Linked DNA regions of Homo sapiens: region 2 is linked to region 1. Evidence: read pairs that join two places in POLR2A ChIA-PET (ENCODE). Cell type or tissue: IMR-90. All regions are shown on one strand. Links, peaks and the distances in the headings refer to the core of each region. The heading gives the core; the rest is flanking DNA.

Region 1 (4,385 bases), core at 187-4,186:
TCACCTAGGCTGGAGTGCAGTGGCGTGATCTCAGCTCACTGCAACCTCTGCCTCCCAGGTTCAAGGGATTCTCCTGCCTCAGCCTCCCGAGTAGCTGGGATTACAGGCATGTGCCACCACACCTGGCTATTTTTGTTTTGGTGCTTTTTTTTTTTTTTTTTTTTTTTTTGAGACGGAGTTTTGCTCTTGTTGCCCAGGCTGGAGTGCAATGGTGCGATCTTGGCTCACCGCAACCTCTGCCTCCCAGGTTCAAGCGATTCACCTGCCTCAGCCTCCCGAGTAGCTGGGATTACAGGCATGTATCACTGTACCTGGCTAGTTTTGCATTTTTTGTACAGATGGGGTTTCTCCATGTTGGTCAGGCTGGTGTCAAACTCCCGACCTCAGGTAATCCGCCTGCATCGGCCTCCCAAAGTGCTGGGATTACAGGCATGAGCCACCGCACCCGGCCTGTTTTTGTATTTTTAGTAGAGATGGGGTTTCACCATGTTGGCCAAGCTGTTCTCGAACTCTTGATCTCATGATCCATCCACCTTGGCTTCCCAAAGTGCTGGGATTATAGGCGTGAGCCACCGTGCCTGGCATATTCTTTGTTTTTATATTACAAAATTAGCATTTTGTCCCACAGTCTAGAAGAAGATAATTTTTTGTGTTTTGAGACAGAGTTTTACTCTGTCACTCACACTGGAATGCAGTGGCACAACCTCACCTCACTGTAGCCTCCGCCTCCTGGGCTCAGGCAAAGCCCGTACCTCAGCCTCCTTAGTAGCGGAGACTGCAGGTGCCTGCCACCATTCCTGGCTAATTCGTTTGTGTTTTTTATAGCGATAGGGTTTTGCCATGTTTCCCAGGCTGGTCTTGAGCTCCTGGACCCAAGTGATCTGCCCACCTCAGTTTCCCAAAGTGCTGGGTTTACAGGGGTGAGCCTCTGATCTCTGCTGGAAGAGTTGAAGAACAGTCTTAGATCTTCTAAGACCTAGGTTTTAGGTCTGTGATTTCCAAACCTGATGCACACCAGATTCAACCAGAGAACTTTAAAAAATTGAGTAGGTAGGTCTGTTGTGTTCCATCTGTGTGACTGCTGGAGCCAGGCCAGGAGTGCTTCCAGGTTCTACTTCTGTCCCAAACAGATTCCTGTGGCATATCTTCTCTGTGTTCGTTGTGCTTGGCCAGACGACTCTGGTTGAGAGTGGTAGAGAGGTGACATAGTCTGGGAACTGATGGTCAGCTGTGGTAGGGAAGGCTCACACGTGCAGATACCTATTACCACATCACTGCCCATAACCCAGGGCGTACCACAGTCTAGCTGCATCTGAATAGATGGTACAAGAGCCCCTGTGGTGTTTCTGGTGGCCCGGTCAACTGCATTGTGAGGCCCAGAGACAGGAAGTGACTTTGGGTTGTGTTTGACTCCAGATTGGATGTTTTTACCACAGACTACCTCTAATCCTAGAGATTTTTACTTCACTGTGTAGTAAGTAACATTCAGTAATGAACAGAATTCACAGTTTAGTCAAGATGGCTTTGAAAAACAGTGTACGGAATGGTTTAGAATGAGAAGTGGTCATCTCACCCTCACCTTGCCCCATCCAGAGCCAGAGCATTGCCTCGTTTTCAGCATTGTGGACATGGATGATCACTTTGGGCTTATACCACTACTGCATGTTTCTTTTCTTCCTCAACAGTTTCAGTCATTCAGTCAGTACCGCTGTAAGACTGCCAAGAAGTCAGAGGAGGAGATTGACTTTCTTCGTTCCAATCCCAAAATCTGGAATGTTCATAGTGTCCTCAATGTCCTTCATTCCCTGGTAGACAAATCCAACATCAACCGACAGTTGGAGGTATACACAAGCGGAGGTGAGTGCAGCAGGCCGACAGCCGTGGCCTGCGAATTTCCAGCTGCTTGCCATCTGTTCCAAATGAATAGATCACTGCAAGGAGAGCAGATGAGTCACCATGTCTTAGGTGGTGGTCTGTTGACTCTTTGTAGGTGCTTGAGTACAAACAGTAGCAGAGTATTTGTGCTGGGGGCTCTGGGGCTTGGGAGTCCATTGGCCAACAGACTGAACCAGCACATTGAGATTTGCGTTTGTAAACACTTCTGTGTCTCCAGTGCTTTTGTTTAGATAAGCACTTCTCACACGTGTTGGTGTCAGAGCCACTTTACCCTGTTAAAATATTGAGAACCACAAAATGTATCTATTTTAAAAAATTTTTTTCTTTTTTTTTCAGTGAAGAGTGGCATTTTTGCAGATCTCTCTGTCTGGCTGAGATAGCTGGCTTCTCATTTCTGCTTCTGCATTCAATCTGTTGCAATGTGTTCTTTTGTTTGAAGCACATAAAGAAAATCTGGCCCAGGCACTGTGGCTCACACCTGTAATCCCAGCACTTTGGGAGGCTTAGGCAGAAGGATCGCTTGAGTCCAGGAGTTTGAGACCAGCCTGGGCAATATAGTGAGACTTTGTCTCAAAAAAAATGTTTAAATTGACTGAGCATGGTGGGTGGGGTGCCCCTGTAGTCCCAGCTACTCGGGAGGCTGAGGTGGGAGGATTGCTTGAGCCCAGGAAGCAAAGATTGCAGTGAACTGAGATCACACCACTGTACTCTAGCCTGGGCCACAGAGCGAGAACTTGTCTGAAAAAAAAAAAGAAGGAAAATCTGGCTTCACACGGTTATAGGAAGTTTTTTTGTTGTTTGTTTTTGAGACAGGGTGTCGCTGTGTCACCCAGTCTGGTCTTGGACTCCTGGGCTCAAGCAGTCCTGCCTTGGCCTCCCAAAAGTGCCAGGATTATTGGAGAGGATTTTCTTTGATACTACACCATGTAGTAGTATGTATGGGTTGAATATTCCTGACTTGAAAATTTGAAATCTGAAATGCTCCAAAATCTGACTTTTTGAGCACCAACATGACGCCGTAAGTAGAAAATTCTACACCCAACCTCATATGAGCAGTTGCAGTCAGAACTTCGTCTCATGCACAAAAGTATTTAAAAGATTATAATAAAGTTACTTTCAGGCTGTGTGTATAAGACATATATGAAAAATAAATGAATTTTATGTTTAGATTTGGATCCTATCCTTAAGATACTCATTAGGGCCGGGTGCCATGGCTCACGCCTATTATCCTGGCATTTTGGGAGGCTGAGGCGGGCAGATCACCTGAGGTCAGGAGTTCAAGACCATCCTGGCCAACATGGTGAAACCTCATCTCTACTAAAAATACAAAAAATTAGCCGGGCCTGGTGGTGGGCACCTGTAATCCCATCTACTTGGGAGGCTGAGGCAGGAGAATCATTTGAACCAGGGAGGCAGAGGTTGCAGTGAGCCGAGATCGCACCACTGCACTACAGTCTTAGTGACAGAGCGAGACTCTGTCTCGGGGAAAAAAAAAAAAAAAAAAAAGATATCTCATTAGGCATATGCAGATATTAAAAATTGCAAAATCCAAAACACTTCTGATCACAAGCATTTATAGAAGTATACTCACCCTGTACTTCTTTGAAGTAACCAGTGGTAGTTTCATACAGATTAGGTGCAGTGAGGAATCTGAAACTGTATTGGTGAATTTTTCTTTTGTTAACGTTATTCGTCACTTCTGTAATTTGAATGAGTTCCTTACATCCATGTGTGACTTTTTTTTTTTTCCTGAGACAGAATCTGCTCTGTTGCTCAGGCAGAGTGCAATGTCATGATCTCAGTTCACTGCATCCTCTGCCTCCGGGGTTCAAGCGATTCTCCTGTCTCAGCCTCCAGGGATATAGAAAGGAAGGATTACAGGCACACGCCACCACGCCGGGCTGATTTTTGTATTTTTAGTAGAACAGAGTTTGACCATGTTGGCCAGGCTGCTCTTGAACTCCCGAGCTCAAGTGATCTGCCTGCCTCGGCCTCCCAAAGTGCTGGGGTTACATGCATGAGCCACTGCGCCTGGCCATGTGTGATTTCTAAAAAAATATTGGTTCTCTGAGTTATAAAGATCTTCCAAATGTTGACACATTTTATTACATTTTTTTAAAAAGTCAGATTTGTTACTTTTGCCACTGACATCAGGTAAGCATTTATTTGTAAGCTATAGAGCTTGTAGTGGCAGATACAAGTTTTACAAAATTCCATTTTTGCTTAATAGCTTGAATTTTTATTTATTTTGAGATGGGGTCTCACTCTGTCACCCTGGCTGAAGTGCGGTGGCACAATCATGGCTCACTGCATCCTCTACCTGCTGGGCTCAAGTGATCCTCCTACCTCAGCCTCCCAAGTAGCTAGGAACGCAGGTTTGCACCACCATACCTGGCTGATTTTTTTTTCTTTTTTTTTTGGTAGAAACAAGGTCTCACTTTGTTGCCCAGGCCAATCTTGAACTCATGGGATTTCATGTGTGAGCCACT
Region 2 (4,385 bases), core at 270-4,269, 160 kb after region 1:
ACCCGCACTGTGATAGGCAGGCAGCTCCCAGGCCTGTCTGAACAGGAACTCTGCCAGCTCTCCAAAGGCCCTGCAAGCCCCGGCCACTCCATCACAGCTCATTGATGGGCACTTATGGGTGCTGACTGTGCACTTGGCTGGTGAGCCAGGCCTGGAGTGGGCAGGAGAGGCTTCTGAAAGGGTTTCAGAGGAGTCCACAGTCTGAGAGAAGAGAACACCCTGAAAAAGGGAGTTCAGGGGTCTGAGGAGAGACTGCTGTGGTCTGCAGGGTGAGGTGGTGCTGGTGAAGGCAGCCGAGGAAGGGGCGTCACCCACTGGAAGGCTTGCAGCTTAGGGAAGGAGACTTGAAGATTAGAGATGGATAAGGAGTGGGGCATATCACAGAATCCCAGAATAGGAGATGCAGAATGTCTTTGGAAATGACCCCGTCTAAGTCTGGCTTATCCAGAGGGGAAAACTGAGGCCCAAGGATAGTGGAGGATGACTTGGCTGACAGTGATGGAGTCATTTCAAGTTAGTTCAACAAGCACCTCCTAAGCTTGTTGGGCACCAGCCTGAGGATAAAGCCTTAAATAAGGCTCTGTCTCCTCTGGCTATGGTCTAGTGGGGTGATGGACAGACAGATAAGCACTACCCTGTGCCATGAGTGCAATGATCAGTGTGTGCAGGGCACAGGGGCAAGGGGGTAATGGAGGACTTCTAACTGGCAAGACCTCTCAATGGAGGCAGCACCTGGGATGGGTTTTGAAGGATGCAGAGGAGTTTGAGACTGACCACAGAATGAAGGGATTGGTTTCCAGGTAACCTGGATGGTTCAAGTTGGTTTCTGTTTTTGCTACCTGTGAAGCAGTGACCAGTCTGTCCTCCATTAACACCCCATCATCTGGGAGACTGCAAGCAAGCTAGGGAAGGCAGGGGATTTTGGGGTGTCTCTGTCCTGAGGCAGAGGATTGGATGCAGGGTTTCCCAGGGTCTTAGCCTTCACCAAGGCACCATCAGGTCAGTCCTGGTTGTGGAGCCTTCGTCCACGCTCCCTCCCATTCAGCCAAGAAACATTGATTGAACACCAATTGTGAATGAGCCTTGCAGGCTGGAGATGATTTCAAGAGGCAGAGTTAGGGGAAAGGCATTTTGGGAAAAGGGAATAGCGTGAGCCAAGGTGAGGCTGTTGCAGCAGCAGGAAACTAAGGAAGCAAGGGCCTTTTCCACAAGCATCATCTGTTCTTGTTTGGCTCAAGCGTGGGGGCAGCAAGGGAACAGTTAAGATGCAGCTGGGAAGATTGCCTGGGCCTGAAGCTGGGGATGGAAAACCCAGGGGAGGAGTCTGGACTTTTATTGGTGGCAAGTGGGAGATATCAATGGATTTTGAGCAAGAACGACTCCCCGAAGATCCCCAGATAGGGCTGGGAGCTTGAGAGAACCCACAAGCCCCCTGGGGAGCCAGGAGTCGGGCCCTCTGGACAGTCATGTGCTGGTAAATATGCTTCACAACCAGCTCTGTTTGTGGAGGTGGGAGACACAGAGGTAGACTGCCAATTTTCATAGTGGAAAAAGTCCCATCAGGGCAGGCTCAAAGCTTCCAAGGTAATATCAACTGGCTTCGATTCCAGAGACTTTCACAGTTGGCTCTCGGGAGCCAGTGTGCGCTGACTCCAGCGCACTGCCACACCCTGGGTTATAAACTGTATTTGCCCAAGACTGCTAGTGCTCAACCCTCCTTCTCCCCGATCATTCCCATGGTGCCCTGCAAACCGGAGCCCGAGGATAGAAAAGTACTCTGTGGTTTGTCCAAGCCCAGGGGACCGCCATGGTCTGAGACCCCAGGCCTGTGGGTCTGAGACTTAGCTCAGCTGCTTATGCACTGGGTGATTCAGGCACATCCTCACTTCTCTGGGATGACTTGCTTTGCAGGGTCACTCCCGGGATAAGAAGAGGTCATGCAGTGGGGAGGTGTGGGTGGGGGCAGGGTTGTGCTGGGAAGGCCTGGGGAGCGTGGTCAGTGGTTCCCCGGGGATCAGGAACAGGCCCTCTCCCACCCCACCCCCAGCTCAGTTGCTGGACAAATCCATCAGATCAGTCGGCTGTCACCAGTAGGGGGTGGGAAAGGCAGGGTCTGTGAAATGAGGGGCCCTGGGACAGGACGAGGGCTGGAAGAGCTGTGAGAGGCCCTGGGCAAGAGGTAAGGAAGCAGGCTACAGACCACCAGCACTTCAGACCCTGCCAATGGAAAGACGGGTCTTGGCAAGTGTCGGTGTCGCCCCCTCCCTCCTTGTCCCTTGGGAAACTCCTACTACTCTGTCAGGCCTCAGCTCCAGCACACCTCTTCCAAGACGCAGGGGTTAAGAGCGAGAGTTTGGGTGTCATTCCATCTGCAGGGCCCTGGACAATCTGCTTCATCTTTTTCAAACTCATCTGTAAAATGCGGACAGTAATACCACAGAGCCTGCAGGATGGTTGCAAGGATTAAATGAGATGTTCTTGGCACGGAGGAGCCTACTTCTGACAACAAGGATGCCCTCGTTCCTTGGCTACTTCTCCTACCCACGTCCCCCCACAAGGTAGACTTGGCCCTCTGAGTCCTCACCACACCACCCTCTTAGCCCAGGTAGTAATTACAGTCATGTCTGTCTCCTCCATGGAACAGTGAGCCCCTAAGTGTGGGGACTGGGTCTGATTCACCACCAGGTCCCCAGAGCCCAGTGCAGGACCTGGGCAGGCACGGACTTCACACCCTGTGCCGCTGTCCAGGTCCCCACCAGCACCAACACCCTGTCCCAGGCGCCTGATGTCACAGGTGTCCCGGCTGAGTGGCAGCTCCTCACTCAGCTTCCACTTCCTCACGTGTGACCCTGGTGACCTCCGAAGGTTGCTTCCAGCCTGAAAGTGCTGTGAGTCCATGTCTCAAACCCGCGTCACCATGCTGCCCCCAGACCAACCCCTCCCCGCTTCCCTGCCCCATCAACGGCCCCACTGTTCTCCAGTGACCCAGGCATGAAGCTTCGGAGTCATTTTTGACTCATCCATCCCCTTCATCCCCTATGGCTAGTCATCGGCCATGACAATTTTTCCTTCCAAACACATCCGTAGTCCCCTCCCCAGCATTCTAGTCCCCTCTGTCTTGGCCTCTGTTTTGGTCTGAAGTCTGGAGATTTTGTCCAGTTTCTTTTTTTTCTTTTACTTTTTTTTTGAGACAGGGTCTTGCTCCGTGGCCCAGGTTGGAGTACAATGGCGCGATCTTGGCTCACTGCAGCCTCAACCTCCTGGGCTTAAGTGATCCTCCCACTTCAGCCTTCCAAATAGCTGGAAGCCTAGGCACAAGCCACCACACCCAGCTAATTTTTAATTTTTTTGTAGAGACAGGGTCTCACTCTGTTGCCCAGGCTGGTCTTGAACTCCTGATCTCAAGCAATTCTCTCACCTTGGCCTCCCAAAGTGCCAGGGTTACAGATGTGAACCACTGCACCACACCTGGCCTGCTTTTATCCATTTTCTAACTGGCCAGTGTCCTCTCACCTTCCACCACAGCCATCTTCCCAGGAGAGCTCTGGAGTTCCACTGTTACGGTCCTCCCAAAAATGCACAGCGGGTATCTGACAGGGGAAACTGCTTCACACCCATCACCTGCCCCTGAATCCATCAGTCAGGAGCCGAGCTGCTGCCTCGAGGCTGAGTGTGCCCAGGAGAGACCGGGGTCTCTGCCCACAGTCAGGCACATAGTCCACTGAGCTCTGCTATTCCTTAGGCCCAACACTGGGCATGGGGCAGGGAAACCAGGATGCTTGAGGCATAGGCCCTGTCCACACCCTGATTGGGGACATGGATGGATGATGCCACACTGACACAGTGTGCTGTAGGAACCAACGTGGGGTGGCGGACGCCCCTCATGCTGCCTGGAATCAGGACGTGTCACAGAGGACAGACAGTCGAGCTGGGTCTTGAGGAATGAGCAGGAGTTCTGCGGAGAGGGTGCTTCAGCAAGGAAGCTGCCTGGATGCGCAGTTATGAAGGCCTGCAGGGGCAGGAGGGGTGGCCACGGTGGGAGGTGGGGAGGCCAAGCTGAGAAGGGCTCCGTGGGCCACTGGTGAGCTGCCTCTGGAATCCCTTACTGCCGTCCATAATTCATGTCCCCCACACGGAGCATGACATAATTCATGTCCCCCACATGGAGCATGACATAATTCATGACCTCCCAACCTGTGACGCAACACCTCCTTGTAAACATCAAAGCAGCCATCTGTGAGCCATCTTTGAGCCCAGGAGGTTGAGGCTGCAGTGAGTTGTGATCATGATACCGCACTCCAGCCTGGGCCCCAGAGTGAGACCCTGTCTTAAAAAAAAAAGAAAGAAAAAAGAAAATTAAAAAAAAAAGGAAGTGGACAAAATCT

Evidence for each region. ChIA-PET counts read pairs that join two places held together with the same protein. Peaks named below come from ENCODE experiments on the same cell type or tissue, not always from the same donor. Only the 100,000 strongest peaks of a DNase experiment are listed, where the experiment ranks them.
Region 2: POLR2A ChIA-PET joins it to region 1 with 8 read pairs; 1 of 35 experiments calls an interaction of 5 or more read pairs at or near these places.

Annotation. Positions count from the first base shown.
Region 1 is chr22:37,868,491-37,872,875 of GRCh38, forward strand. It overlaps EIF3L (eukaryotic translation initiation factor 3 subunit L), which reads left to right. Exons shown (of 13, transcript NM_016091.4): 8 at 1,686-1,857. Among named protein-coding and RNA genes, the nearest start is that of EIF3L, 21 kb to the left of the region's middle. In IMR-90, for the core only: no CTCF peak of the experiment used is centred there; a DNase peak (open chromatin) is centred at 1,941.
Region 2 is chr22:38,028,829-38,033,213 of GRCh38, forward strand. It overlaps POLR2F-AS1 (POLR2F antisense RNA 1), which reads right to left. Exons shown (of 2, transcript NR_199596.1): 2 at 3,344-4,327. It also overlaps a transcript of POLR2F not described here. Among named protein-coding and RNA genes, the nearest start is that of POLR2F-AS1, 3.2 kb to the right of the region's middle. RefSeq lists enhancers at 1-99, 2,194-3,393. In IMR-90, for the core only: no CTCF peak of the experiment used is centred there; a DNase peak (open chromatin) is centred at 4,203; H3K27ac peaks cover 175 bases; H3K27me3 peaks cover 245 bases.